Linked DNA regions of Homo sapiens: region 1 is linked to region 2. A link is a loop called in an ENCODE intact Hi-C map of the cell type or tissue named here. Cell type or tissue: PC-3. All regions are shown on one strand. Each heading gives the region's core, and the rest is flanking DNA. Links, peaks and the distances in the headings are about the cores only.

Region 1 (12,179 bases), core at 2,053-10,052, 1.2 Mb after region 2:
AAATACCATTTGACCCAGCCATCCCATTACTGGGTATATACCCAAAGGATTATAAATCATGCTGCTATAAAGGCACATGCACATGTATGTTTATAGCGGCACTATTCACAATAGCAAAGACTTGGAACCAACCTAAATGTCCAAATAGTCTGGATTAAGAAAATGTGGCACATATACACCATGGAATACTATGCAGCCACAAAAAATGATGAGTTCATGTCCTTTGTAGGGACATGGATGAAACTGGAAACCATCATTCCCAGCAAACTATCACAAGGACAAAAAACCAAATACTGCATGTTCTCACTCATAGGTGGGAATTGAACAATGAGAACACATGGACACAGGAAGGGGAACATCACACACCGGGGACTGTTGTGGGGTGGGGGGAGTGGGGAGGGATAACATTAGGAGATATACCTAATGCTAAATGATGAGTTAATGGGTGCAGCACACCAACATGGCACATGTGTACATATGTAACAAACCTGCACATTGTGCACCTGTACCCTAAAACTTAAAGTATAATAATAATAAAATAATAATTTAAAAAAAGACCTAAAACCATAAAAACCCTAGAAGAAAATCAGGACATAGGCATGGGCAAAGACTTCATGCCTAAAACACCAAAAGCAACAGCAAAAAGAAGCCAAACTAGACAAATGGGATCTAATTAAACTAAAGAACTTCTGCACAGCAAAAGAAACTATCATCAGGGTGAACAGGCAACGTACAGAATGGGAGAAAATGTTTGCAATCTACCCATCTGACAAAGGTCTAATATCCAGAATCTACAAAGAACTTGAACAAATTTACAAGAAAAAAACAACCCCATCAAAAAGTAAACAAAGGATATGAACAGACACTTCTCAAAAGAAGACATTTATGCAGCCAACAAACATGAAAAAAAGCTCATCACCACTGATTATCAGAGAAATGCAAATCAAAACCACAATGAGATACCATTTCATGCCAGTTAGAATGGCAATCATTAAAAAGTCAGGAAACAACAGATGCTGGAGAGGATATGGAGAAATAGGAATACTTTTACACTGTTGGTGGGAGTGTAAATTAGTTCAACCATTGTGGAAGACAGTGTGGTGATTCCTCAAGGATCTAGAACCAGAAATACCATTTGACCCAGCAATCCCATTACTGGGTATATACCCAAAGGATTATAAATCATTCTACTATAAAGACACATGCCCACGAATGTTTACTGTGGCACTGTTCACAATAGCAAAGAGTTGGAACCAACCCAAATGCCCATTAATGATAGACTTGATAAAGAAAATGTGGCATATATACACCATGGAATACCATGCAGTCATAAAAAGGATGAGTTCATGTCCTTTGTAGGGACATGGATGAAACTGGAAACCATCATTCTCAGCAAACTAACACAAGAACAGAAAACCAAACACTGCATATTCTCACTCATAAGTGGGAGTTGAACAGTGAGAACATGGACATCGGGGGTGGGCGCATCACATACTGGGGCCTGTCAGGGAGTGGGGGACTAAGGAAGGGATAATATTAGGATAAATACCTAATGTAGTTGATGGGTTGATGGGTACAGCAAATCACCATGGCATGTGTGTATACCTATGTAACAAACCTGCACGTTCTGCATATGTATCCCAGAACTTAAAGTATAATAAAAAAAAGAAAAGAAAAATTAAATTATTAAAGAAGTCTAACAGTTTCATCTACAATTTGTAATTTAGATACCTATGTAATTCTTTCAAGGACAATTTTTTTAAATATTCATGGCTTTCTTTATGGGTTCCCTAACCACTTCTTTAAGTTTACCTGTGAGTAATCCAGTAGAGGGAATATACTGTGACATTTTTCCACACTCTGGATCACAGAATCCCACTTTTTACATAGCATTACATGAAGCTAGTCTGTCAGGAATTATTCTGGAAAATATTGCTTCATTTGGCTATCTCTGAGACTTCCTCCTCCTCTAAAATAGATTTCTAAGATTATCGTTTGTTACGTTCCAATATATTCACTGTGCCTTTTTTTTGAGGGTGGAGGAGTGAGGAGAGGATTCAAAATGACTCTGTATTCTTAAATTCAGTGAAATTCCTACTCTACCATATTTACTCTGACTTTAGAAGGCCCTCATCTCAACCCTGGTATTGCAAGTTCTTTTTATACTTCAAATCTTCTCTGGCTAACTGAACTGCCATGAATACCAAATTTCTATACATTGTCAGTATATCAATGATGAGCAAATTATGTCCTTCACATTTGTGAGTAATACAACATTCTATGTATTATAATATATTGTAATAATACATTGTATGTGCACTGTTTTACCGTTTGCAATTGATTTCCATACTCATTATTTCTTCACATGAATTCCTGTTTTCAAGTTATTTCTTTTTATTTTATTTCTTATTTTATTATTTATTTTATTTATTTATTTTATTTCTAAAATGTCCAACTTAAAATGTTCTTGTTGCCAAAGATCCCAGCCTAAAAAAAATTAAAACCCTTCTGTTTTTAGGAATTTCAGTGCAATCCATAAGTATTATGTAAATGTGCACATTCACATTTATTCTAGGACAGAGGAGATCGGCAGGAGTGAATTCAGTTCTTTGAAATGGCAAGATCCTTTTTACTTCAAACTTCAGCCAGCAAATATGAAGTTGTAAAGTACTACCATCTATTTGCCATCATTTGTTTTCATGTGGCAATGGGACCATTTTAAAGACCAAGCAAATTATGGGAGAGGGCTATTGGAAACATTTGTGTACAGTTATAAAACCTAAAGTAGTTCCAGCCTAGCTCATAAATATATCAATGCTTTTGAGACCAGTGAATATCAAGTACTTGAGCTTGATGGGTCAGGTATTCTATGCACTGTAGTCCACTGAATAAGACATCATTCACTGAGCAGCTGCTAAAGAGATTCATGGTGTTTTAGGCATTTTTGGTTCAGTACACAATAATACCAGAGTAGAAGATGGGAGTGAGAACAAAGAACAGACTCTCCCCCAACACACACACACATACACACACAACTATATAACCAAGAAAAAAAATTGTTCCCTTAGTAATATAGATTTTTAGACATAAATGGAGTAAGTCTATAGTTTGCAAAGCTAGAGACAGTTAAAATATAAACCATGGTTCCCATGACTACCACTAATAAAATTTTTTCTTATTGTTGCTACTGTATGAAAATTGTAATTGCTTTACTTCTTAGAAGATATCTCACTTTCTCATATAACACAGTAATATATTTTTAGGGACTTAACCTATTGATAAAAATTGAATATTCGATCTCTCAACTAGTTGCTTTCCTCACATGATTTTAGGAAGAAATTAATCAGGTTCCTAATTGCCGTAGCTGGCTCACATGATGGCTTTTTGCAAATCAGGAAACTATGTCCTTTCCAGGCCATCTCAAGCTAAACAATACACAGTTTAAAACACTGTGAATTGGGGTTACAGCTTTCCTGCAGGGTACATACCTTGGGGAGCAGACGATGGGCTGAAATTTAGCCCCCACTCCCTCAATCATACATCTTATATAGTAAACAATCTGTAAAACTATACATAGTAACACTGAGTCAAATTTACTAAATTAAGCAACTGTGCATCAGAAGAACTTGCATAACTTTTTGCTGGCATCCAATACCCTGAGCAAAGAGGCCTTCAGCTAAATGTAACTTACAGAGATAATATAGAGGTCCTTCTTTCTATAGCACCACTCTGAAGTTATTTTACAAACTTCTAATCTGTGGGCAAAAAAGCTAAGAGTAAAGTCATCCTGCTGGAAGGTTAACCTTGCAACATAGAAGGGGCAGTAGCAGAAGTCTTTATTTGACATGAGCTAAGCAAAGTGGCATATAGTAAAATGATATTTTTCTAGTTAAACACCTATTGTGTATATACCACTCTGCCTAAAGGGTAAAGGGTAGAAGTAAAATATAGTTCCTGCTCTCACAAATTTATAATCTTGACAGGGGGAATGAACAAGAAAGTAGAGAAGGGGAAGAGGAAAAGAGAATAAAACTGCATTGGCCTCTTAACTGTCTCACTTATTTCCTCAGGCAATAAGCCTTATGTAAATGTACGTGATGAATACCATGAGATAACATACAACCCAGTTATTTTGGGTGCATAGTAAAGAATCTCATATTTGTTGCTGGAATTAGTGATGATTCCTATAGTAGTTTTGAAGGAACAGAATTACTCAAAGGATCTGTAAGGAGCTATAACATAAGCTATTACCCTTGATTTTTAATGTAAACAAACTCTCTGGCCCAAATCTGTATTTAAATGAAAGTGGCAGAATTTGACAATCTCATAGACTCAGTATGATTTTATGATGCTTTTGTGACTATGTTACATTGAAAGCTTGGTATCTTTTAAAGCTGCCTCATTGGAAAAGGGCACAGAAGGTGATTTCAAAGTTACTTTAATTTAATGACCACTCTTATTCAATTGTTTTCACAGACCATAAACAGGACTGAAGAATGTCTGTCTGAATCTTTGCCTTGAATGAAGAAACTTCATTGAACAAGAAGTTGGCTTCCAGTTTGCACAGACGTCAATGGAATGCATTTTTTTGTTGTTGTTGTTGTTTTTTTTTTAGTGTTATACCTTACCCAATGAAAGCAAAGTTTTTATGTGCTGTGCAAATGGTCTTCATGTGGTCTGACAATTTATTTTTGCCATCATTTTTTTAATTAAAGAAAAAATTTCCAGAAGAGGAAAAAAAAACTACAAAAAACAAAACATTGAAGGTTGATATTTTATGTGGAAGAACATTTGAATTGAATTCAGAATTTTTCTGAAGGTGTAGATACTTTTTTTTTTTTTTTAACAGAAAACCTGATGTCAAGAGGTGGGCAATAGAAATGGAAACAAATTGTCTTCCTCAATAATTAAGCTACTTTCTCTTTTTCCCTTCTTGTTTTAATCTAGTGGGTTTTTTATTTTATTTTTTCTTAGAAATATGTAGGTAAGGTTTATCTTGAATCTTAATTGCCTTAATTTTAAGGACGTCAAAGGCTCTCGAGGCAAGCTGTCAACGTCTTGTTGAAAACAAAAATCAAGAAAGAATTGAAATACTGTGCCGGCTTTCACTGGCACAGAAGTTTAAGACTATGAGTTTTTAGGGTGAAGAAAAAACTGTACAGTTTAAATGAAAATGTTTTTCTTCATTTGAAGAAAATTTGTTGATAAACCATGGCAACTGCAAGAATTGGAAAAATGCTGGGACTTTTCATGAACTTTGTCTTAAGTGTTGACATGAATCATTCTAAAAGGCTAAAACATTTTACAGTAAAGTTATTAAGGTTGGTTTAAAAACAACTGCATTAGAAATAATGCGTGTTTGGGGGGCAGAATGCAGATTTTTTTAATTTACAAAGCGTGATCGCTAGCAAAAGCATTAGTGCTTTTTATCTGCAGTCTTTTTTATGAGCTTTACAAAGTTTTTAGTCAGCTTTGCTTGTCACATTGCAAAACCTAGCTTAAGAGCATTAAAAAAAAAAACTTAAGTAGATAGGAGCTTATGGTCAAAAAGTGCAAAAAAAAAAACAAAAAAAAAGCAATAGATAGAGAAATTGTTGACAATTTCTGTAGTCTTTCCTAGTTGTGATCAAATTCAGCCTATGGATGGCCTATTTTATACCAAAGATGAAGTGACACCCTATTACAGTCCAGAAGATAGAGGTTGTTTTCGTTTCTTTTCTTTTTAAAAAAAAAAAAATTTATTTGACCGACATGGCCGGACCAGTTCTTTCTTTGTTGTTTGTTTAAACTACCTTCCACTGGTGTTTTACATAGTGCAAAAAAAAAAAGAGGGTGGGGGGAGTTGTCTCTCTTTTCTTTAAATGTGTATTCATTGATAGCAGAAGCTTGTACCTGCTGTGTTTAGCAGTTTCAGCATGAAGAGTTCTGGATATGAACTGATTCATAGAGCCAAGTGGCTTTAAATTCTGTGAGCTTTTCTGGTTTCTCACTAGCTGTCTTGAATAGTGAAACCTGTATTGATGGCCACTAGTAAACCAAGATGCTTATTTAACAGGTGGAATATTCTTTATATGAAATTTCAGCTAAAGACACTTTCTGGACCTGGTCTGAAAGGTCATTTGTCAAAAAAGCTTAGGGATATTCTGTGAAATGGTGAGTGGTCTCCTGGAAAGGTCTCATTGTATTTGAACAATAGTCTTCCCTCTAAATTACAACACCTCTGGGTTTTGTCTTTACACCTCTGTCTTTGTCATCACCTACCATGAATAGTCACCTTGGTTTTGCAAATGGGGAGGGGGTATCATCTTTTTGCCTGTTTTCACTGTATTTTTGTATATTGGTGTTGCCGAAAGAACTTTTTCTTTCAGTTTAATTCTTTGAGGCATGTAGGACCAATAAGATTGAGAATTCTATTGGTGGAATTTAGGGAAGTCCTTAAAATGCTAGTTGACAATCAAGGAACAGTATGATTTATATCAATAAGAACCAAAAGAATTAGGTTTGATCAATCATTTAAGCCAAGGAGGAATACTTGCATTTAGAACAATGCAAAACTTTGTCTAAAATGAATTAAATTGACCCACCTGTAAAATATATCTACATTTTTAATTCATGAGATGATATGTGTTCAACCTTTACAGTTTTACCTGAAATTAAGGACAATGGAATAGAATTTGTTAAGTGAACCATTCACTAGATTGCTTTCTGAATGAATCCTTTGAATCAAATAGGTGAAACTCTTTTCAAAAACTAAGTCAGTCACAGGAGCCTGTCTTAGTCCAAAAGAAGCAGGGAAATGTATTTAAGTGTACTATAAAACAGGGTAGGCTTTTTAAAAACTAAAAAGTTTTAAAGGTAAATCATATTCCCATTAGGTCAACATGAGTAATAAGGTTGACTCATGTGAAATTGTCAATATTCTACTATTTCTGTAAACTCTGGTTCTCTTATTTGCAACCCCATGCACTGGAAGCCCAAATCAGAGAATGACTCCATATATTTATGGTCACATTGGAGACAAAAGTGTATCCAAGAAAATGTAGTGTGCGTTATAGAGAAATTCCAACTGGTCACACTCACCATTATGGTTTTTCATGCTTTAGAGAAAATGCTAGATTTATACTGTCTTTTGTTCCATCCTTCAGCTTCCCATGCATTATAAAGGTGGCACTTAAGTTTTTATCTTTGAAAAGTGGGCCCCAAAGTTTTTTGGGGTACAAAAAGACATGTATGAGAACCATATTTTCTGTTTCTCTTTTTCACTCTCTAAACTCTTTTTGTATAAATAAGGATTATCCTGGGCATAATTCATTTGAATATGAAACCAACATACTTTCTTTCATTTTTGTGAAAAAATAACCAAAAACATGTATTAATGTGATACAAAGAAAGTCTCATTCACACAATCAACAATGAGGCTAAGAGGTAGCTACCATGTGGCTAATGAATGTGCCTAGGTAACTTCCTGTTTCTATTCAAAACTGCTGCTTTATTTGTACATTCAGAAATATTTTTTTCAACTATGAAATTTCAATATCAATTTTTTAAGCCAGTTTCTGCAAAAGGAAATGACCTGTCATTTGATGTGTTCATGTGTGTTTTGTGTTTGGATAGTTTATATCATGCCATTCTATAAAATGTATGTTTTCAAACCAAAAAGAAAAAAAATAGAAGGAAAACAACGGCACATACTCAAATTTGCCCTGCTTTGTCTGTTGTCTTACCTAAGACTTGTTTTGAAGAGCCAAGTCTGGGAGAGAAAAAAAAGCATCAACAGGTAAGCAGCATTACATTGTGTGGTAATAAACCAAAATAAGTTTTCAATATATACAGACAACAGAATTCAAATTTAATCAACAAAATATATTGTAGTGATTTGTTTGTTTGTTTGTTTGAGACGGAGTCTCGCTCTGTCGCCCATCCTAACTAGGACTATAATCTTTTTTTTTTTCTTTAAGTTGAAGTTAATTTTCTGTGCATTCTGGTCCACCAGATTTTCAAGCATTTATTTGGATGTTTCCATTTTTCCTTTTGACTTTAATAGCCAAGACTTAGCTTAAACATCAGGAAACAAACTAAAGCCACAATCCAAATGAGAGAAACACTGTCTCGTCTAAACTCTAGTTTCATGGTCAGTGCAACAGTGAGTTTTCTTTTAATAATGGTATGGTATTGTCAAGGGAGGCAAAGTGTTCATGGTAACTTGGAGCTCCCCAATACATGGCCATGTCTTCTAAAGACAACGTAATGAGCCCAAGTGAACTGAAGGTCATACTGGCAGGTGCTGATGACAGTTTGTCCTTGAATGCTGACATGTCTTGAATATTGCAAATGTCATAATACTCTTTTAAAACAGTCCTCTACCTGACTCTAGTTTTGCGAGGATTAGTTTGTTTCCTTGGTAGATTTCAACATTTCAGAATGTTACCTCCAAATTTCACTTGAATTACTTCCTCCTGTGACCTTAGCAGATCTGTCACATTTGAAAGCATATGACTCACTTCCACCCCCTTCTAATGAAAAACTGCATGGTGTTAAAAGCACTCTCATTAGAAATATAAGGCTGAGAACTGAAGAAGGCTGTTTAAAGCAGGAATTTCACTTTATTTTACTATGCCTAAAAATACATCTTTGGACCCCTTGCAAAGTGCTTTAAAAGTACTTTCAATTTATGCATGACTCCAAAAAAGTAATTTTTTTTTCCCAAAAAAACCTCTTTATTTAAATAATTGGGATATTTGCTAAATACCTATTTTTTTTTACAGTGGCCTAAAACCCCTATTAATGAAAAGTGAAATTTGATTTAATTAGGACTCTTGCAGTCATCTTCACGACTGAGGAGAAGTTTCAATAGGCTGTCTAGACATTATGATGTTAATAGGAGATTAAAATACATTTGGCAATTCATTTTCATTCTTAATTTGAGTGCATGAACCACTGCAGATGAGCTGATAAGCAGAAATTCTCAAGTGGGTTTCACTAATAAATGTTTTTTTATATGATTTGAAATCAAGTAAAGGGACAATGTTTATGTACGTGTATAACAACATTCAGCACATTTGAGGAATCACACACTATAATAAAGCTTAAACCTGTCATAGAACCTTGATCTATATTACTTTGTCTTCAGTAAAAAGTGAAGGATGAGATTTTGTCTTTCATGTTATTGTAGCTGGCATGCTTCAAAATTTTGAGCTTACTGGGACTGACAGCCTCTCACTTCAATCTGAGGGATTGACAGAATTTAAACAGGCTCATTGATTCTGTACACTCTACCCTTCCTGTGGCAAGTGATAATGGGATTTCATTAATGAATCAATTTGTTTTACAAATGACATCCACTGTGGCATTGGAAGACAGTTGGGTCTGACTCAAGTTTAACATTTCTTACCAAACATTCTTAAGTATGAAATTGGTCCTTTAATCCAAATGCTCTTGGTCATGGCTGTCCTTTGCGGATTACATAGCATTCAGGAAAGTACAAAAACTAAACACTAAATCCCCAACTGGCCCCAAAGACCTTTTATGATGTGAGAGACAAGAGTTCACCCCAGATTAATTTCTTTTATCATTGGCTTTATACTCTAACATATAGATACTCTCTATAGCAAAAAAGGGATGAATGGCTTTCAATATTCATTTCTGTTTATTTTTGTGAGGGAAAATAATATATCAAGAAAATTTTCTTCCACTTAGAAAGCTTTAAAGCTGAAGTAGAGGTGCAGTCAAGCTTGGATCTGCAGGAAGAACCACTAGGCCACTGAGTCATACTTGAGCTTTTCTTACTACTGCCCCAATTTCTAAATTGTGCATAAATACAATCACTCTCAATTTTTGAAGGGCTAATTATCTACTTTGTGGGTGTGTTTTGTTTTTTCTTTTCAGCGTGTAGGGCTTGGGCTCTGTTTCCTTTTATTAGCATGTCACCTGAGGGTGGAACAAACAATTGGAAATAAAATTTGATTATTTTATTTCTTATAAAGTATTAATTTCTTAAGGGGGTTTGAAATCATTGGTAAAATTAATATCAGTACATTATATGTCATAAATTTTGATTATCTATAATGTCTTTTCTTATCTACCACAAATAATTGAGAGTTGGCTAAATTCTTGCAGAATATATGGGAAAAAAATCATAGCAAAGAATTCAGCTTCCCTCAAAAGAAAGCTATTTTTGTTTCCTTCACTCCACTAAATTTGAACCAGTAGCACGGATCAACACGACTTCTGCAATGAGAGTATAACGGTAGCTCTTGGTACAGTCATATTCATATTTTTAAATCTTTCTTTGACCAAAACTATTGCATTGTTTTCATTACATTTTGACTGCGTTACTTATTAAGGCCGAATGACTTTGACACCCCCGTGGATTATTTTTATGATCACATCAAATTTAAACAATGTCCAAAGTGTAACTTTAATGTTATATTTTGTTTCAAACCCTCTGGTCTAAGATTATTGAGAAAGATGTTTTTTCCTCCTCCCTCAAATATGTTATCTCTTCATATATAAAAAAATAAGTTATTCCATGCTTTTCAGGAACTGTAAAAATTATTTCAAAAAGATATTTGAAAAAGTTTTCTCTATTCTGGACACAAATGCTTCCATTTATTTCAAAAGAAGAAGAAGAAAAATGGAATCTTAATTTAAAAAAATATATGTAGTAGTATCTGCTATGAGATATTCAGTCTCTATAAAAAAAAAAAGGGACACAGCTTCTTTTAAAACCCTTGTTTCAGTCCATATTCAACTTCATGGAACTTCTGAAACATCATTCAATTTTGAACTTTATTTAAGAGCATTTTTGTACTGCTGTCTCTGACTGTCATGGAAAGTTCTGTAATTCTAAGGTGTTTCTGGTTTTATTTTTAATTTCTTCATCTGTACCACAGTCAAATTAGCAACCATCTCCCCCATCCCTTGGGCTTTCTGTAGATCAGTGGATGTTAGGTTTAAACTTCTGTTTTCTTTGATGAAGCTTTCAATAAAAAATGAAAATAAAATCAATTGAATAGGGCTGTTGTGTTTTTCTGCACTCATCCAGAGACTGGTTGTGGGAGGAGGGCTGATAGGAAGGAGTGGTGCCCACCTTTAATCTGGAACAGTGCTGGAATTTTTTAAATAATCATCTCAGCTAACAAAAAATGACAGAGGAGAGAATATTCAATACATGCCAAGGGGACCTGAGAAAGCCACTGTTTGTGGGAATTTAGAAAGAGAGGACCATTTAGGTCTTCCCAGGGACTCCCACAATCTTCCTCATTCTCAAGTTTAGGGATTTAGAGACCACAGAACTCCTGTCTCCAAACATGCCTAACAGCTACCAACTACTTGATGAATCTTGGATGAAGGCCAGTTATATTTGACACCTATGGTTTGTATCCCTGCAAGGATTAAATCCAGGTCAACCAAAATCAGAAGTGTCCATTCCTCAAGTTACAGAAGACTGTGCTAAGCAAATAAAAAGAAAACCTATTTTTCCAGACCAGAGTAATCCAAGCTAGCTTGGAGCTCATATTTAAGAGCCAGTAATATCCTGTTCTGTAATAGTCATTTGCTGTGTTGTTCAAAAATATTCCATTCTACTGTAGAAGACAGGAAAACAAAGGGATACATGAAATTCCTATGATGTGTTAAACAACAAAGCGACCCTTAAGACAGAAAAGCTAAGTACAGCATGTGAGTGTGAACAAAAATAGAAAGGGAAAGAAAGACCAAGAAAACACTATATGTGATACACTAGATATATATATATATATGAGAAAATTAAGCATTCACTATTCATTAGGTCTTAATTTGCTCACTCTTTGTTGCCTTCCATTCTGGTACCCACAGCAGCTCATCAACCTAATTGGTGAATTTCAGTGGTTTGCCCCTGATTGTCTTGGAGGGAGTAAGAATGCTCCACTGGCTCCCTCTTTCATTGCTCAAAACCCAACTCTGGTATAACACACCATCACTGGAGAAGGATGATGTGGCAGAGGGAAAAGGAGTATATATACCAACATTGCAGAACATTCAGCTAGTGTGCTTCCACCCCTCTCGCACTTTAACCTCAATGAGTCAACCTACCCCATGACTTTCACCTTGTTTCTTTTCTGTGTATTTAAAATTGATTTAATAAGCCCCGTGCTTCTAGCATCTTTATTGGTCTGTGAGTCTTTCTGTTCTATGACTTC
Region 2 (12,179 bases), core at 1,316-9,315:
GACCATTATCTAAGACCTTGTGGCTGTTTTAATAGCCACATGCCCCAGTGCTCCTCTCCTTACAGTCAGAGCTGATTTTTGTAAAGTGTGAATCTGGACTCTGTTTTGCCAGGTCTTCACAATTTTCATTCTGGTTTATAATCTAAAAGTTCCCAATATTTAAATATAAGGCAACCAACTGACCAACCAAACAAATATATACAACAACCAGAAAAGCTCCAGAGAGCTAGGACATTTATAGAGGCTGACAAATGATTTCTCCAGGGCAACTCTGTCAGGATATAACAGCACTATGGGCCGGATAGGGCTGGTGGATCACTCGTTTTGACACCTGTTCTCTACAGTCTTTCTGTAATTTAGACTAAGGCTAAAATGTGTGTCTTGCCTCCTCTGAAAGGGGACTGTTGTAGGTGACAGGGATACTGCACTTAGCATTAGAATTGCTTTTGGTCAGGTCGAGCTTTGGCACCTGAGTGATTGTAAGCAGGTTGTTTCTCTACTCTGCACTTTGCCTACTTGCCTTGTCAGTGAAACATGAATGAATGCTGGCCTTGTCCCTTCCTTGATGTTTTTATCCGGATGCAATGAGGAATGGATATGAAAGCACCATAATTGGTGAACTCTTGAGCACTACAGAGGATGATATCCTGGGCTGGTGGTCAAAGATTGGGGTTGTGCGCTGATGAATTTATAACTAACCAGCTGTGAGATCTGGTCAAGTTATATGATCATTCTGGTATTCAGGCTTCTTATTTGTAAAGACCAGATTTTTTGAAGGGAAGCAGTAGAGTGAATAAGAGAAGGCAAACCTGAAATCAGGTTGTAGCTCTGGCAGTTATTTACTGTGAGATCTGGCTCAGCCAAGTGATCCCTTGCTATTCATTGTGGTCCGGTGGCCTCAGCATCTCCTGGAGCTTGTTAGCAATGCAGAGTTTCAGGCTGCACCCCATATTTGCTGAATCAGAATCTATTCCCTAAACAATTTGTAAGCTCATTAAACTTTGAGAAGCATTGACTCAAGCTAGTGGAAGTCAAAATGTAGTCCTGGATGAGCAACATTATCATCTGGGAACTTGTTAAAAAAAATAACTTCTCAGAGCCCCTCTCAGACCTACTGAATCAGCAGTCTGAAGATGGGAACCAGGAGTCTGTGGTTTAATAAAGCCTTTAGGTGATCCTGATGTACACTGGTGAAGCCTATTTTCGCTTCCATTATCTCCTCATCTCTAATGTAATTGCATGAATAAATCTACCATCAGGGCATTTTAAGGATGAAAAAAATATATGGCATAGTATATTATAGTAGAATGGAATGTACTATAATATAATATGTATTTATATATATATAAAGAGAAAATCATGTATATGATGAGCAGAACATAATGTGCAGTATAGATTGGCAAATAAATTGGATACAAGGTAATTGGTAATGGTCTATACCAGTTATGGTTTCAAGCTAACAGAAGCAAACCCTGGCTAACTCAAGCAAAATGAAATTTATGGACAGATATGTTGTAGATTATATAATTAAAATTTAAAAAATGAGCCTTCATGCTTGGAAAAGGAAACAACCAGGGAAGCTCCAGGGATCTAGGACAGTTATAGCAGCTGATAAATGGTCTTTCCAGGGCACCTCTGTCAGGATGAATCACCTCTAGTTGCCTTTGGGGCCATTCTATTCAAGATCCAAATTTTTGGTAAGGAAACTGCCTGGCAGGCTTGGGTCATCTGGAGGACAAGGCCCCTGAATTGCTATGTAGTGAGGGTGGAGGAGTTTCTCAAAGGAATCTGCTATTGTTATAAAAAAAATGTGAGAATGGGAACTAGGCAAGCCACTCAACAGATACTCATTACAGATATTTCTAGCTCCAGTATTCTGAGTCTAACATTCTGCATGGACCTCAGACCTGGCACAGCAATGGGAAATCCTGAAGCAGCAAGCTAAAAGATAGGGCTGGTGCTTTCTGGAGACCTCCTGGCTGTTTCCTTCTACGCACAGCTGTGGGACTTTTCTCTTATCCAGACTGGAATAGTTTTCCTTTGGGTGATTAAAGGAGTTGTATGTGCCCAGAACTATGTGTGCTTTCACAAACACAACTGTTGGTCATGTATGTCCCTGTTCATGCCGTGAAGCGTGAGGTTTTCCTTGAGAAAGGGCCACTCCTGCCTGCTCACTAACAAAGCCAAGAAGTATACAGCAAAATATGTTAGGATGTCACATTGGACATCCTCCCTTTTCTCCCATAGTTTTATAAGTGATTATAAAGACAAGCCCATGCCCGAATTTTGCCCTATTGGCTCTATGCACCATTTGTTTTTATGAGCATTTTGCTCATGTGGGAAAAATGGCTATGCATTTCTCGGGCTCTCGCCCTGTTATGTTTTTCTCCTCTTGATTCTACCAGTTAATCACAAAAAACAACCCTTCTGAATGTGGGGTTTTCCCCTGGCATGTGTCTGTGCTATGGAACCAGTAGCTCATAATGGCCAGTCTGTGAGGGGAAGTTGGTGTGAATGCTGGCTTATTTAATGTGCATGTGAGGGAAGAAGAGGTTTCAGAGGCCTTTTAAAAGGATTGTGCTGATATCTTAAGAATCATCTGGTGCCTCATAATATTTGCTAATCAAACCACAGAAAACATGGAGAGGCTGGGAGGTTCAGTGGTTACAGTACCCACATGCCCATCAAGCAGGCTTGTCCCAGCGTTAACCATTAACTGTCTTTTTCACACATCCTGGGTAACTTGCTCTTTCTTTCATTTCAACTTATGATAGAGACATCAATAATTATCCCACAAAGTTGTAATTAAAATAGTCAGCAGAACAAGGCCAAAATAGCCAATATCAATAAGAAAATTAATTGGTCTTAGATCTGAAAGAGCATCGAGTTGCTGAGTGCAATATTAGAGATAAGTTCATGTTTGCAGGAGTAGGAAGGCTTGTGAGGTGCTCTTGTGAGAAGAACAGATAACAATGGCATCATCTTTTATGAAAGGGGTTATATTCTAGTGTCCTAATGGAAGGTAGAAATTGCATACAATTAAGATAACCTTTAGAAATCTCTGAAATATTACATGGGGTTTTGTATGTACACATATGCGGCAATATAATATGTAGTATAAATAATATGTAACATTAGATAACATTCACATTATAATAATTATGTACTATGCATATATAATGTGTAATATATATTATATTTTATATGTAATATGTTCTATAACATATATGTAGTGCATTATAAATATAGTAGTCCCCCTTATCCACAGGGGATACATTCCAAAAGCCCTAGTGGATACCTGAAACCATAAATAATACCAAACCATATATATATATATACTGTTTTCTCCTATACATACATACCTATGATGAAGTTTAATTTGTAAATTTGGCACAGTAAGAGATTAACAATAATTAGTAATAGAAAAGTTAAAACAATATACTATAATAAAAATTATGTGAATGTGGTCTCTCTCTCTCTCTCAAAATATCTTATTGTATGTAATATTTCCAGATTGTGGTTGACAGTGGGTGGGGATGGGAGTGAAGACACAAATAAGGGGAAACTGACGTACTTGTGTATTATACACACAAGTAAATATATCCTTGTGTTTATAATATATAAATCTAAGTAATACATATACACATATATATAACATATTGTATATATTATATAAATATATACTATATATTTATAAGGTATTACCTATATAATAATATACAATTGATATTAGTTAAGTTTATATTATATATGAACTTTACAAGTTTATAATGTTATAAACATACATATGTAGCATTTGTATTTGAATACATGTTCAAAATATAATTTCACAGAATTTTAATTATGTAAGCAAATCTGCTTATATTTGAATTCCCAGAAGTTATGGCACATGTGATTATCTTCTTTTTACCTCAAAGCCTTACTTGTAGAGTAGAAAGTACCTTCTCTTGGTTCCTTTTGGAATTCCCTCATTTTATCCCGGTATACAGGTATAGTCTAAGCTCAGCATTTGGTGCTATGCTGGCTTTTCTGCCCAAATGCTATGAATTTAAGCTATGCATAGATATAAAATATGTGGTCATGTTTGAAGTTTGGTTCTTTACCAATCTTAGTTTAGACCTGAGTAATTTGGGAGCACAAGAAGCCAAAGAAATTTTTAATCTGCTAGAAGTGTCTTCAAGAATGGCAATTGTTAAGTATCCATTCAAAGAAAAACTGAGTATTCCTGGCAGATGGATGATATTTTAAATCCTCATAATTTATTTACTCTTATTTTAGCCATCATAAAAATTTTAGTGTATCAATTATACACAAAACTGAATATTAAAAGCCAGAGAAGAAACACGCTGACATGTACTTATTTTGAGCCCAGTCACCTCAAATTATAAACAAGTTCTATACTATGTCTGCACAAATGCACATGTATATTACATAGCCAAGTATTATGTAAATCAACAATTATCATTGCTGCACACATTATTTTCCTACAAACTCCAACATGATTTTCATAAACAACTGTTTCTCAAACATGATGTTTAGAATTTCCCTCCCCAATGACCTCTGTTTATGAGCATATTATATACCTTTTCTTTCCATTGTAGTTATAAAGCAAAAGAGGCTACCTTGCAGAGTACATTTCTTCCTATCCTTCTTGCAGAAGATAATACACTGGTGGCATTTTCTGACTTTTCGGAATTTTTTTTTAATTTTTTCCTCAGTTTTGCTCTGGATAGACTATAAATAATTAAAATTTGTTTCAGGGTATGTTTTTTTGGAATCTATCTTTTTTTAGACTCATAACTTGCATTTGGTCATTGAAAAAGTAAACATTTGAAAGAAAAATGAAAAGATCAGGAAATATGGAGAAACAAGTTGTGTTTCAAATGAAGTTTTCCATGCAGTTCTCTCTACCACCTGCCATAGAACATTTTAAGGAAACTCAGCTGACAGCAGAATTAGTGCCTCCCAAAGGTCCCAAATGTGCACAATGTCTTCCTTTATGACAGAACTCTCTTAATTGTCATTTCAGGTTGTTCAAAATGACAGGAATAAAACAGAAAACAAGAGTTTTGTGTGGAATAAGTATAGAGTTCATCATAGCTATTAAAAATTCTAATGACATGAAAGCCAATTATTGTGAATTCAGGTGGTTATTCTGAATGTACTTAGGTACATGACAGTTGAGGTAAACATTTTGGCCCCAGACAGCTCCATTAATTAATTACTACTCAGGATTCTAAAGCTTGCTTAGCTACTTCAAGAGCTGCGTGGAATACTTATAAGATACATACTCAAGGCAAGTCCAGACAGGCAAACCAGGTACTTAATAACATTTTTCCACATACTTGTTTGACTTTTACATATTAAAGCTCTGTACAAAATATTAAAAATATTTTACACCACCTTCCATTTTTCTCTATAGAGAAATGTATATAGAAAAATCTATAGCAACTTAAAATGAAAAAAAAAATAGTGTGTCTGAAGAGGGCAGCCTTTCCACAATTTCTTGGAATTGACTCCACTTAAATACACATTACACTGGGCAGCTAATTTTTTTTTTTCATTTAATGCTTGTGACTGCTTTTACATGTGCTGGTCCTAAATCTTACTCTCCAAAAATTAGGCTCAATTCTCCACTTCATGTCCCTCCTCCACGTTTTTTTTTTTTCCAGTTTCAATTTATGTAGGTGGCAACAATATTCTTCCAAACAGAAGTCTGTATTTGAAATAATTAACTTTCCCCCAACTTACTAATGAGTATTTTAAGGGTATACAGTTGCTTTTTTAGATGAAGTTTTATAGAAGTTGTTCCTTCTTTTAATAATTATAAAATCTTTAGTTTCTTTGGGGGAAAAATTGACATACTTTTCAAACTTTTCTACACCATTTATGCCCACAAGGATTAGCTATATGATCATTTTCAAGAAAGGTCATATATGTGCTCTCTCTGACATACTCCATTCAGTCATAGAGCAAGACTTTAAACGTTTTCTACCTGTAAGCACACCCACCTTGAGAAGCATGCACACTGAGGGCAGTTTTTACCTGACAGTTAGCATGGAGGATGATTCATTGCTGGAGCTGTGGCTATGCTCTCCTCGGTACCTACGGCCAAATGGTCAAGTTGGAGCCTTGTTACAACTGCCAGTGGTTGGGTAGCTCATTGCAACTGAAGGGGAATCCGTTGCTACTTTTGCAGAGGAGAAGTTGGTCCTCCCATTTAGTTTTATGCTGAAGGTAAAGAGGTGAGAGGAAATCCCAGGATGACAGTGGAGGGCTGCGCAGTGTCTCTGGACATGTTCTTATAGGGGAAAACTTGGGAGTTTCATGTCTCTCTGTGATTAGGGATAGAAAGAAGGATCTCTAATTTTTTGAGGTGTTAATTAAAACACACTTAAAATTCAGCAAATGCCTCTACCACTTTCAATCTTTGAAAAGCTTTGTGGATTATAGTGCATTGGTAGCATTTAAGTCCAGGGAGGTCTGACTCTCCTGAGAATTCATATGGCTTTGAGGAAAATGTGATTGGGTTGGAATCCTGGTTAGGGGCAGCTACATTCCCAGAAACTGTGTTCTAGCTAGCCTGTGGCCAGATCCTTCCCATTTAATATTGTCCTCTGTATGACAGCAATATTATGAAAACACCTTGATAATATATAATGTGACATATGAATATTTAAAGACTCATGTATTCCTGGAAAGTATGACTTTAGTTCAACCTTCTCAATTTATAGATGAGTAGAAATGACTTGATTAATGCCACATAATTAGTCTCAGATCTAAAAGAAACAAAACGTTCCCAGATTTCTTTTCATATACCTTATATGGTAGGCAGCCTCCAAGATGGCCTCCAATACCTGCCTCCTGGTATTAATACCTTGGTGTAGTCAACTCCCACATTGTACCGGGATTGGTTTTCTTGGCAACAATTGCCTGCAATCATGGGTGACTAATGAGGAAATTCAAGATTTCTTTTGTTTAAAAGAACTCTGACAATGCCTGACACCACTACATGTGTTTTACAAGTTTCCAAAACACTTGCTAGAAAATCTTCAATCCACAAATCCAGCCAGTGGAATCAACTTTGAGTTTGGTTTTTGTTTATTTATATTTTTTTGGAGACAGAGTCTCTGTTGCCCAGGCTGGAGGAAAAGTGGCACCGTCATGGCTCATACCAGCCTCAGATTCCTGGGCTCAAGAAGTCCTATCTCCTCAGCCTCCTGAGTAGCTGGAACTATAGGTGTGCACCACTACACCCAGCTAATATTATTATTATTTTTGTTTTTTTGTAGAGACAGCATCTTGCTATGTTGCTCAGGGTGGTTTCAAACTCCTGGCCTCAAGTAATCCTCACCTTGGCCTCCCAAAGTGCTGAAATTATATGCATAAGCCACTGTGCCCATCCCAGCTTTGAGTTTTAAATTCTAGATATGCTAGTGTCTTGACATTTTCTGGAGGTAGTGATCCAATATGATGATTTTTACTTCACAAATTCCCAAAGTAGTGACCAATTCTCAAGTGGGAGTAGACCTAGGAAAATGTGGCAAGCAGTCACTCAATCAATCCTCCATAAAGAAGTCGCAAACCAAACACTTTTTAAGTTTTCTATCTTTGAAACTATCCTCTTTAAGAAAGTTAAGATATTACTTAAAGTCTTCATTGATACTCCAAGTTCCAAACCAGTACTCTGAAGATTTAGGGTCAAATTGTTCAGACTGATATGTTCAGGCTGATATGTACTACAAATTAGATAACTCACTTACTCAGGTGTGTTCTAAGGAAGACCAGTTCCCTGAGATGTTTAATAGGTATTCAATAAGTAAATAAGTTGAGATAAAGAGGGAAGAAGAAGATAAGTAAATAGGTTCACTCGACAAATAACATTGGGAAACTGGGTTTAACACATTGATCCATGAATAGGTCTTTGAATCAGAAATTCTCAGCGCCTTTTATATGCTAAAATGTCCAGAAATTCCTCAAGAGAGCAGTGTCCTCTGTGTTAGCTTTCCTGCTTTCCTCATACCCCAACATACAAGAGAGAGATAAGAACACTATATAAACAGCAACCTGTGGGCCAGATCTGACCCAAGAATGATTTTGCAAATAAAGTTTTATTGGAATACGGCCACACTCATTTGTTTGCATATTGTCTATGGCTGCAAATTTGAGGAATTGTGAAAGAGACCATATGGCTCATAAAGCCTAAAATATTTACTCTAGGCCCCCTTAAAGAAAAATTTTGCTGAGTCCTGAATCGGAACGTTTAGAAAGTGTAGTATTGCCTGAAACTGACCAAAGAACCATATTTCAGTAGTCCATTCTGTGGGTCCAATTTCTGTACAACACAGTTTGGGAAACAGTGAGTCAGCTCAAGCTTTCCTTATGGATGCTGTGTATGCCTCACCTTCTCTTGTTAGCTTGAAAACAGGAGTCCCTACACTGCCCTGCTATGGAGCTGGTAGAGGAGGATTTCTGATTCTCTGAGACATGGTCTGGCAGATTGAGCCCTGTAGCTAAAGTGAGTCAGTTCATTTTTGTAAGATGCAGCAAGATCAAGTTGAGTTAATAACAGGAAGCTTATTTATTTACTGAGCATCCTGTTCGCTCTTTTTAGTTTTGTGCAGAAAGGGAGCTGGAGGTTACCTTGTGCTCACGTCTTCGGGGACTTATGGCTGGTTCTGTCTCCTTGAAGAAAGTGACTGCAAGACATGTTAAATAACAATTCAAAAATTCAGGGAATTAATTTTTCTGGAAAGACCTAAAGGGGGAAAAATCCTGAAACTCCTGTTTTCTGTGTTTCAAAAGAATAATGTCTTTCTTTCCCCTAGGAATGATTCACTGGATGCTATAGGCTTTCTACAGACTTTTACTTGTACCACAGTTAAAGGTGAATAGTGTTTCTGCGAATAAGGTTCATGAGTTATCTGTTGCTGTAGATAACAAATTACCTTAAGAATTAGCAGCCTTAAGCAACATTATCTTACATAGTTTCTGAGTGTAGATTGGGTAGCTGGCTCCAGCACAGTGTCCCTTTTACGGCTACAGTCAAGCCATTAGCTAGTGCTACAGTCTCAGAAGACTTGATAGGCTAGAGTATCAGCTTTTAAGCTCACGCATGTGGTTGTTTATAGGAGGCTTTAATTCCTCACCATATGGGACTCCTCATAGGGTGACCCATGTTGTAGCTTTTCCCAGAGTAAATGATAGAGAGCGTACCCAAGGTGAAAACCTTAGTCTCTTCTCTCCTGGTCTAGGAAATGACATACTATCATTTTTACAGTATTTTATTGGTCGAATAATATGGGAGGGGCCTACAGAGAGGTGTGAATACCAGAAAGCAGCGGTCATTGGAGGGCACCTTAGAGCCTGGGTCCCACATTCTGGTTATTTAAAGCAGTCTCTGCGATGAAACCTCTTAGCCTTTACCTCTTCCGTCTGGCTTAGGATACTGAAAGCCCAAGGCTAGCAAGTTGGGCCTAACATCTTACATGTGCCTAAAGTCAACCCTGCACATGTAAGACCATTGATAGCCCACAGGGCACCTTTTTGTAAATGAGAAAAAGGTACCCTTCCCAAGATATTTTACTTCCACCGGTTGGACAATTGTCCTAATATGCCAATTTTATTACAGCAAGGCACTTTACAACTGCTGGAAGAGTGTTGTAATATACCAAGGTATAATTTTTTTATGTTGTGAATGGCTCCCTCATGCAGTACACAACATGCACAGCCTGTGTATGCTATGGTCTTGGCATATGGATTCTAGCTAACTGTACATTTAAAACAGCTAAGTACAATGACTGCCACATCTTGACCACAGTCTTTCTAGAATCTTCCAAATGGGCTTGATCTCTCACAGTGCACCCATAACACTTAAGAATTAGGGCAGTTATATGCCCTTAGTAATTACATATTCTTCCTTATAGTAGAGTTATGTATGTGTTAACCTCCCTCACTTAACTGTAACCTCTTTGAGGGTAAGAACTGAGTCTCTTCATTCATTATTTCATTCATCTCATATATACTGAGACATCGTTACTGGTAAAAGTGATGGTTAAAAAAAGGGTAACCCCGGTCTCCTGGTACTTAGATTCTCATGTAGGACATGAACAATGTCAAATAAAACAAATATGCGAACAAGATAATTTCGAATAGTGATAGGTTCTGTTAAAAAATTATGACACGGTAATAGGATAAAGACTGATGACATTAGGCTTACTTGTTCTTTGGGGCAGAGTGGGAGGAGGAAGAGGTAAAAACCTCTCAGAGGAGAACCCCAGCATCCTTGTAACCCCTGTTGCTAACAGAGTACCTTGCAGATACTAGATATGGAACAAAATTGTTGTAAAGTTAAAGTGAAGTGGGGTTCAAAGAACAAGCAAATAAAAACTCGGCAAGGAACATTTGGATTTCAGTAAATATGTGCCATATTTTAACTCCTAGAGGAAGATGGAGTCTCTGTTATTCCACATCTGCTTTTTATAAGCAAAGCACAAAGGCTTGGTTAGGTCTCCTTAAATAAGACTCATTTATTTCTCCTCTCTCACTGGAAAATAAGTAAAACCAAGAGGCAAAATCTACTGAACATAGTTACCAAATCAATCTTTACTGGTTAATTGTATTGAGATTTTCTCCCTTTTATATTTGTGCTGAGGCTAGCTTAGATTTATTTTATTTTGCATTTTGTATTGGAATGAGGCACAATGAGTAACTTGTCCAGTTGCAGATTTCGGAAGGAGGAACGTGGAGATTTCGGAGGCAGTCCAGAGGAGGGCAGTGAAATGGCTGAAAGTCTGGAAACTAGGGCTCACTGAGAAAGGTTAAATAAAACGGATTGATGTAATCATGAGAAAAATGCCAAAGGATGCTTGGCATTAAAAAGAGATAAAGAATATGTGAGCTGCTTGTCATAGCTTTAATGATCTGGGGCTTTATTAAAACTGGAAAGATTTAGGTCAGCTTTTATGTAGCATGTCTTTCCCAATTGTTGGAAGAGTCTCCATAGTGTTAAGAATGTGATGGAACTCCTTGGCTTAGTGAAATGAATCTAGAGTTCTTGCGTTTCATAACTGAGCTAGATAATTTATTATTAAAATGAGAGAAATTAGTTCATAATTGTGTTTATAAAGGATGGGGAGGGTAAAGATTGTTTCTTATATATCTCCTGGACACTAACTGCATAGGCTCTCCATAAATGCTGAAGATTTATTGGTATAGCAACACATATTGGAATATTTGTTCCAGAATATCACAGCTATAATGAGGAAATCTTGCCATTCTTTTAATAGCAAAGCTGATAAAGAAAGTCCAGAACTTCACTCCACCTTCTTTTTCCTTATCAGTTTCCTTTTTCTTAGTTTGCCTAGTATGAGTACTTGTGGCTTGTGTAGCTACTTATTATTTAGGTGAACATGGGTAGAGTCTTACTACTTATAGTTAACAAAGTCTCTTACCCTGGAAGAATAATTTTTAAGTCAGCTATCCATATCTTGCTTATTAAAAATGTCACTGCTGTCTAGGTCATTTGCTCTTTTGGTGTTGTTTCTTGCATGATTCACTTCATTGGAGTTGGAAATATGTTTTTCCAGCTGAAATTAAAATCCCAAAACTTATGCCATCCAGAGTTCAGTTTGCCTGAGCAAACCATGTTGGATCCTGGATCATATTTGTCAATTACTTTTTATGCTAAGATGTTAAATGCAGATGTTCAGTTGGCACCTTTCAACACTATTTATTGGTTTTTCATTTTTCTTTCTTCAAATATGCTCAAGGCTTAATGTAGTAATACCAGGAAAAGCTCCAGTTACTGAAAAATATACATGTTCCCAAGGTTCCTTATCTTATGGTGATTGGCAACTAGATTTGGGAGAAGCTGGCCAAGCAAAGGACAGTTGTGGGATGGAGTACAGCGGCTGCCTGGTTGGCTGGCAGTCTCGCTGCAGCAGCTGGCATTGTTCCTCAACTCTAAATTGCCATTGAATTTGGTCTGTGTTCCAGACTTTGCGCAACACTTCCTCTTTTTCCTTTGTTTAACAGAACACCCTGTTAAAAAAGATCTTCCTAATAGCACTCTCTGCATGCTTTGTCACCAAAATGTTCTACACTCTCTTACTCCTGTATTCCCTGTATGATATAAAGTACTTGGATTTCCACAAGCTTTACCAGCCCGAAGAAGGGAA

What was found. Hi-C counts contacts between places; a loop is a spot of excess contacts. Peaks named below come from ENCODE experiments on the same cell type or tissue, not always from the same donor. Only the 100,000 strongest peaks of a DNase experiment are listed, where the experiment ranks them.
Region 1: it touches region 2 in a loop (4-fold over the local background); 2 of 110 quality-filtered maps call a loop at or near these places.

Annotation. Positions count from the first base shown.
Region 1 is chr3:29,999,380-30,011,558 of GRCh38, forward strand. It overlaps RBMS3 (RNA binding motif single stranded interacting protein 3), which reads left to right. Exons shown (of 15, transcript NM_001003793.3): 15 at 4,477-11,007. The coding sequence ends at 4,483. Among named protein-coding and RNA genes, the nearest start is that of RBMS3-AS1, 71 kb to the left of the region's middle. In PC-3, for the core only: no CTCF peak of the experiment used is centred there; a DNase peak (open chromatin) is centred at 6,972; H3K27ac peaks cover 1,107 bases.
Region 2 is chr3:28,848,526-28,860,704 of GRCh38, forward strand. No RefSeq gene overlaps it. Among named protein-coding and RNA genes, the nearest start is that of LINC00693, 280 kb to the left of the region's middle. In PC-3, for the core only: a CTCF peak has its summit at 5,497; no DNase peak of the experiment used is centred there.